3 separate regions of the Homo sapiens genome follow, and all the other regions are linked to region 1. A link is a loop called in an ENCODE intact Hi-C map of the cell type or tissue named here. Cell type or tissue: endothelial cell of umbilical vein. All regions are shown on one strand.

The links. Peaks named below come from ENCODE experiments on the same cell type or tissue, not always from the same donor. Only the 100,000 strongest peaks of a DNase experiment are listed, where the experiment ranks them.
Region 2: it touches region 1 in a loop (6-fold over the local background); 12 of 110 quality-filtered maps call a loop at or near these places.
Region 3: it touches region 1 in a loop (4-fold over the local background); 16 of 110 quality-filtered maps call a loop at or near these places.

What each region holds. Positions count from the first base shown.
Region 1 is chr11:86,482,983-86,485,482 of GRCh38, reverse strand. All of the region lies in intron 7 of ME3 (malic enzyme 3), which reads left to right. Among named protein-coding and RNA genes, the nearest start is that of CCDC81, 110 kb to the right of the region's middle. RefSeq lists an enhancer at 822-1,116. In endothelial cell of umbilical vein, no CTCF peak of the experiment used is centred here; a DNase peak (open chromatin) is centred at 1,042; H3K27ac peaks cover 2,500 bases.
Region 2 is chr11:86,576,813-86,579,312 of GRCh38, reverse strand. The region is part of intron 2 of ME3 (malic enzyme 3); the gene reads left to right. Among named protein-coding and RNA genes, the nearest start is that of ME3, 95 kb to the left of the region's middle. In endothelial cell of umbilical vein, no CTCF peak of the experiment used is centred here; DNase peaks (open chromatin) are centred at 1,092 and 2,202; H3K27ac peaks cover 2,500 bases.
Region 3 is chr11:86,558,593-86,561,092 of GRCh38, reverse strand. It overlaps ME3 (malic enzyme 3), which reads left to right. Exons shown (of 15, transcript NM_001161586.3): 3 at 1,270-1,403. Among named protein-coding and RNA genes, the nearest start is that of ME3, 110 kb to the left of the region's middle. RefSeq lists an enhancer at 1,391-1,892. In endothelial cell of umbilical vein, no CTCF peak of the experiment used is centred here; a DNase peak (open chromatin) is centred at 1,462; H3K27ac peaks cover 1,512 bases.

The DNA of each region.
Region 1 (2,500 bases):
TAAAGCAAATTCAAGGGTCAGCTGCATTAATAGAGGCATAGCATCTAGGACAAGGGAGGTGAATGTCACAATTCATTATCTCCATTTCAGAAATCCTGAATACCACATCCAGTGCTAGAGAAGCTACATTGAGGGTTAAAAATTACCTAAAGTGCCTTTGGAGTGCAATAACTACGATAGTGAAGAGAACCAAAAGCTGAGCCTGGTAGAGAGAAGACTCAGAGACTGCTCTGTCTATGTCAGGGACGTGCTAGTACCTCCAGATTCTAAAAGCTCTTCTTTCAGAAGAGAATTGGACTTGTTTGTATGTATCTACATGGAAAAGAACCAATTGGTGGAATGCTAAAGGAAGCACTTTTCAGCTCAAAATAAATCAGGGCTGTCTCACATTGCACTGGACTGTCTGTGGGAATGAGTTCCCTGTCACAGAAAGAGTTCAAGGATAGGTTGCATGGCTTATTTGTGGTGATATTATAGGAAGGAATTCAAGCATCAGATGTTCTTTAAGCTGCCTTCCCACCCCAGTATTCTATTCTAACCTCTTAAAAAAATCCTCTGTAGCCAACCGGATAGGTATTATTATTCCCATTTTATGCAAGAGAAAACTGAGACTCAGAGAGGCCAAGTTAGCTATCTCAGGTCACACAGTACCTGTCAGGACTACAAGCTGAACCCAGGACTACTGACTCCAAGTACAGACTCTTTCTACAATGCTGTGTCACCTGTGGATGAAAAGAGAAGGGAATGAAATTGGCTTTGAAAGCCCACTTTTTGCTTCCTGTTTCCAGGGCTCACTGCTTATCTAATGAGTCAGTAATCATTCTGTGATTCCCCACAGAAAAGTATTGCTATTCGTGTGAGAAGGTTAAATAAACTAGGATGTAAGAAGCTGTTCAAACTATCCTCAAAATCAGTTCACAGTTTTACAGACACACACACACAGGCAGTCCGGGAGCGGGGGGCGGGATCCTTGGGGAGGGGCATGCGTCAGCCAACAGGAATGTGTCATTAAACAGAAAACATGATGGATTGATGGTTGGTTGTTTTGACTTTCTAATAAGCTATAGCAGATGTTTCTGTGGATACTGTAGGTGGGGAATGAGCTGGTCTCCCCAAGCACTCTTGGGAATACAGTAGCTCCAAGACAGAATGCCCAGCCTGGGGGTGAGTCAGGAGTTCCAAAGTCAAACACAATGTATTTTAAGAAAGAACCTTGGGAAATGTTGACTCCTGCTTTCAACATCCTCATCTCTGTCCAAACATCCTGCTAATAAAAAGCTCCACCTTCCTACCCCTACCCACTAATGGGGATGTATGTTAAGATTTTTTGGCCTGAAATAAACTTACTATGGCTCAGTTCCTGCCGTGGAGCTTGGCCACTGAGGAGAACCTGCCAGGACAGAAGGAATCTCCATTTAGTCTGTGAACCACAGCAACAGACAGCTGGGAGTGTCCTTCTCAAAGCTGAGACAAAGACTGATGGCAAGGACTGATTGCCCCACTCTTCCCGCTCTTTCCCTGTCATGCAGTGGATGGGTGCATTGTACCCGGGCACCACCTCCTGCTGTCACGAGTTTTCCCTGATGGTTTCCATTCACATTTTTCATTTCTGTTACTTACAGTAGCAAGGATGGGAGTTGACTGTGTTCTGAGTTTGCACCTGGAGCCCTAACTCTGTCTGATAATTGGCCTGGGCTGGACAGAAACTTGATGTCAGCAGCAGCTTTGGCCTTTAGGCAGGCCAGGAAAGGAAATCACCCGCTTCTTCCCTAGTTCCCAAACCCTAAATACAGGGATTCTTAAGCTGCTTAGATGAGAGTGTTAAAGAAGGGAAATAATAAATAAACCTTTTTAAAAAGTCATCTACTTTTTAGCTCTAGGAAAATTTTTTTTTTAGTCTCTCCATTTTGTTGTCTCTGTGCATTCATTCATTCATTCTCTCTCTCTCTTTCCCCTCACCATAATCACACACACACACGTAATCCCTGAGATACACACCATATTGGAAATCACAATTTCTCTATTAGTGCTCTTTGTAGAAACTTCTAGTTTTCAGAGAAATTCAGACAGCCCTTGGCCTCTCTGATATCTGGAGCCAGTTACCACAGGCCCACTCCTTAATGTTACCTTCCACACTTGATGTGAGCCCCTGTCCTTCCAGAGCCAACCCCGCTTGCTCCAGCATTCATTCTCTGTGTCACTTCAACCTAAATGGGACTCCTCCCATTCCATCTCTCCTCTGCTACTCATCCCACTTGTTTCTACCTTTACATTTGGACGGCTACCCTAAAGGTTTCTGTTCAAATATACGTACTGTCAAAATGACTAGATGTCTCTACTGTGCCCTGATCAGATTTACAGGGATCAAAGGAATTGTTACTTGTCGGGCCTTTGTGCAGAGCAGAGCACCAAAGTTAAAGCTAAAAACAAGGAGATAAGATTCCAAGACTGTTCACTTGCCTCTTGATCTGTGGTGTCAAGGAACACATCTGTTTCTTTT
Region 2 (2,500 bases), 94 kb before region 1:
TGGACCTGCACACCTGAGCTCTAGTAAATGTACCACTTGTGCTATTCTGCTGAGCATTGAGTCTGCTGGGCACGAAACCAGCCTACATAATTTGAAATTAATTCTGAAATATGAAAGGGTATAAAGAATACCGGTTCAAATGAAAAGATCATTAGACTGAAACTCAGTGAAGGCAGGGGCTATATATATTTAGTCTCTTAATGTATATCTAATGCCTAGTACAGAGCTGGTACTCAAAACATACTTGTTAAATGAATAATTCATTTAATATGAATGAATTAATGAGCCAACAAGGTGAAATAGAACTCAAAATTCAAGTCTCATTTCTAGAACTTGCTAGAGCCATGATTTTAGGCAAATCATTGAACTCTCTCAGCCTCAACTTTCCTATCTGCAAAATGGGAATGACACTTTGACAGCCTACCACATAGGGCAGTGGTTCTAATGAGTAGCAAAGTTTCAGAACTACTATCATAGCAAATAAAACTGCTTTGTAGACCCTAACAAAGCAGTGAAGTGTAAACAGTTGTTACAAATTCAGTCCAAAATGGCCTCTGGATTTTGGAACTCCTGCTTCTTGGTGTCAAGACAGAGAGGGTGACTGATCGCTGTGATCTCCTGTGCACCACAATGGTCCACTTTCTTCAGGACAAAATGACTTCCTTCCTGGTTCACCTGATAAGGTGGCAGAGTTGAGACTGAAGCCCAGGAGAATGAGGATTTGGTTCATATTAGGGCTGGAACAGGTTAACAGCCATCTGTTGGACACTTGCCCTGTCAGATGAGCTTGTCCTTGGTTGTCTCGTGTCCAGTTCTGGCACCCCGCCCACTTATTCGCACGCACCAGGAATGCATGTACAGTGCCTATTCTGAGACCCTCCCAAAGTGTGTCTGTTTGTTTTCTTCCTTCTGGTCACAGTTCATCTTTTGACCCAGTCCTCCCAAGCTGAGTCCATCAAAGTGCTGTTGTGTTGCTGGAGGAAAGAGGCTACTTCCCTTGTTCTCTGCTGCTCCCCTGCCTGTAACCTTCCTCTGCTATTACTTTGTTGCAGTCCAGCTGACTCAGAGGGCCATTAGGGTGCCAAGAACAGTATTATTTAAATTTTAAATAATAGTCTCTTGGGAAGAGAGGGTCATGAAACATTCAGAATAACACAGGGAATTTTGCCAAGAGAGTGATTCATAATCTTTCCAACTATCCACCTCTGTTCCCTTGTTCGGTCGGGATGGACAAAATCCTAAAGTCACCAAGTATTTCAGGAGCAGATATGAAATTTCTCTTGAAAAGAAATGGAATCTCTTCCACGCTGGTTCTTATCCAACAACTTCGCAAAAACTAATCTTTCAATAGCAAAACAATTGAAATAGCCATTATTCTCAAATGTTGTTGTATGGCATTTACTAGCCACACACCCTTGACATGTCATTGACCCATCTAAGCCTAGATATTTCCTCCTATAAATGGGGATAATAAAACCAGCCTGTCTAGGATCAAATGACGTAAGCCATATGAGAGCATTTTAGAAACAACGAAGCAGTAAAAATATGCAAGATATTATTTATCATTGGCAAAGATATTGGGCAAGGCATATAGACACTTGTGTAATGAATTTTATTTTTATAAAGCACTTGAGTTAATAACATAGAATATAAAAATGAGCTCATTTTTTAAAAAGTTATGATTCCTTTCACTTCCCCTGGAATGGGAAATTCTTCATTTTGGTTAATATGCTGCAGGAGGCACCAACTTAATACCAACACTGTGCCAAGTGAGGTTTTAGGAGCTGTGTGAGGAAAGTAGTGGCAGCCCTAGCATCTAGCAAGGCACCCAGAACAGAAGAGGCCCCCGACATTTGTTGAATGAACAAGTGAATGAATAAACAGGCTGCAGAACTTCCACTCTTCCATGGAGGAAGACAGTGTTTAGGAAAGCAGCCTGAACCTCCAGAAATCTAAGGTTGGGGTTGGCAGTCTTCTCATTCTCATTCAGCAGAGTGCTGTGAGGACCCTAGGAGGTGTGTGCATGTGACTCCAAGGCCCTCCTCAGCTTTGCTTTTCTGATCCCCTATCTGTGCAATCTCTTTGGCAATGATCTGGGTCAAAATGGACTCAGTGCTGTCTGAGTAACCTTGTTTCTCTAAATGATATTGGGTCATTTGCTTGTTTCCTAAAGCACAGTTGTGTCCATTGAAGGTGAAAACAGGCTTTAGAATGGGAACAGGGGAGGGGGAAATCCTGCCCAAAGAGTGATGAGATAAGAAGCTTTCCATCCTGCTTCTACCACAACAGGAATCCAGGGGACTTGGCTGATTATTTGAAAGGAAAGATGGCAGAATTGGGTTTGGAACATAATGAGCTTAACATTCAGGTAAAGAAAAGATGCAGCCTAGCAGTTTCCAAATTTGAATAGAATCAGAGCCAGCTAAGGGAATTTAAAAATACATAGGTTCTCTGATTCCCCAGCATAACTGCCAGTTTCTGGGGATGCTTTCAAGTGCTT
Region 3 (2,500 bases), 76 kb before region 1:
GCATGACTTTTGGCCACTGATCAAGGTCCGTATCAACAGTGATAATCACATTTATTATATGTACCCCTGGTCTGATGTGATGAAAATGGCACTCTACTTCTGTGATCTTCCTTCCAAAAACCCATAACCAAAATCCAATCATGAGAAAAACATCAGACAAGTTCCAGTAGAGGGGTATGTGCAAAATACCTGACCAGGGCTCCTCCAAACTGTCAAGGCTGTCAAAAACAAGGGACATCTGGGAAACTGTCAAAGCCAAGAGGAGCCTAAGGAGACATGATGACTAAACTTAATACAAGATCCTGGATGGGTCCTGGAAATATATATATATATATATATATATACACACACACACACACACACACATACACACACACACACACACACATATCATTATATACATATATTTATCTATCTATATACAGTTAGATAAAAACTTTAAAAAATCTGAATAAACTAAAGGCTTTAGTTAATAATAATGGATCATTACTGGTTCATTGACTCTAATGAACGTATAATACTAATGTCAAATGTTAATAATCGGGACACTGGCTGAGGGGGTATATGGGAACTCTACTGTCTTCTCAGTTTTTCTGTAAATACTGTTTGTATTAGTCCGTTTTCACACTGCTATAAAGATACTACCTGAGACTAGGTAATTTATAAATGAAAGAAGCTTAATTGACTCATAGTTCCACATGTCTGGGGAGGCCTCAGGAAACTTACAATCATAGTAGAAGGTGAAGGGGAAGCAGGCACATCTTACATGGCAGCAGGACAGAGAGAAAAGGAGGAAGCACCAGACACTTATCAAACAACCAGATCTCATGAGAACTCACTCACTATCACAAGAATAGCATGGGGAAAACTGCCCCTGTGATCCAATCACGTCCCACCAGGGCCCTCCCTCAACACATGGGGACTATGGATTTGGATTACAATTCAAGATGAGATTTGGGTGGGGACACAGAGACAAACCATATCACTGTTCTAAAAAATAAAATAAAACATATATATTAAGAAAAAGAAAAATGCTGATGATACAGATAGTTTCCCCATTTTTTCCAATGAGGAAGCTGAAGTTCAGAAGCATCAAAGTAACTGGCACAAGATGACCCTCCTACTTTAATAGCAGAGGTGGAATTTGAGTTGAGGGCCCTTTCTACTGAGTCACACTGACTTTTACCTATCTGTGGGTGGGACCCCTTCTGTTCCTTTGTCTCCTGAGTATGCACTTATGTGTGGGTGTTCTTTTCCTGTTTTTCCCAGGGGATGGCCTTTACCCTTGAAGAAAGGCTGCAGCTTGGAATCCACGGCCTAATCCCGCCCTGCTTTCTGAGCCAGGACGTCCAGCTCCTCCGAATCATGAGATATTACGAGCGGCAGCAGAGTGACCTGGACAAGTCAGTACCTAGTGTCTGTTCTCTCTGTCTGGTCCTTGGGCTGAGCTGTCTGTTTCCTGTGCTTCACAGAGGGTTTTCTGGAAACTCTCCAGCTAAAAAAGGCTGAGAGCCCAAAGAGATCCCAGACTCAGCCCTACCTTCTAAAGGATTCATGGTCTCCCTGAGAGACAAGGCTTGTTATGACTGAGACACAGCTGACATGTCCTGGGGGAAATGGGAAGGGAAACTGCATTCCAACTAGTGGAATCTGGAAGGGCCTCTGGGAAGTGGTAGAAGCTGAGTCAGCATAAGAAGCACTGATAAGATTTCAGCAGACAGCAATGGGGTTCAGGGAGAACATTTCACTGAGAGGGACGAACTGGAGCAAAGAGGTAGAGACAGGCCTGTTAAGGAAGTAGTACGTGGCTTGGGTTCCTGGAATTAGGGGGACGTGGTGGGGGAGAGGGAAATGGACAGGGGACACCTTAGGATGGACCTAGATGTCATTTGTTGGAGGCTATGGGCAACAGTTAATAACCCTGCCTCCTCTGTGAGTTCTCCTCCAATGGGGATCCAGACATAAAGAGAAAATGGGGAATCACAGGGTCAACTTTATCAGCTTTACTAAAGGTAGTCACTTCCCAGGTTGAATGGCTATAAATGGGCGTGGCTAGAATTTGAACACAGAGACCTGGCTCCAGAGTCTATGCTTTTCATTTCTCTGCTATGCCACAGCTAAGATGCAGCAGGGACCAGTGGCTACAAGACCAGACTCTAGTACTAGACTGAGTTCAAATCTATATTCTACCTCTTAATGGCAAAAGTTACTTAGCCTCTATGGGTCTTTTCCCATTGGTACGATGAGTACCATAGGGAAAACTCATAGGGTTGTTATGAGGATTAAATGCCTTAGTATTTGTGATGTGCTGAGAACAGTGCCTGGCACATAGTAGGCCGTATGTCAGTGTTTGTCAAGTAAATATGTCACCTTGTTATTGGCTCTAGCAGAAATGTAGGAAGAAGATAAGGAATCCCCCTCTTAGAACAAACAAACTATAGAACTTGGCCAGTTCTATCTATAGAACAAACTGGCCAAGACTTCGGGTCCCTGAGGGTGT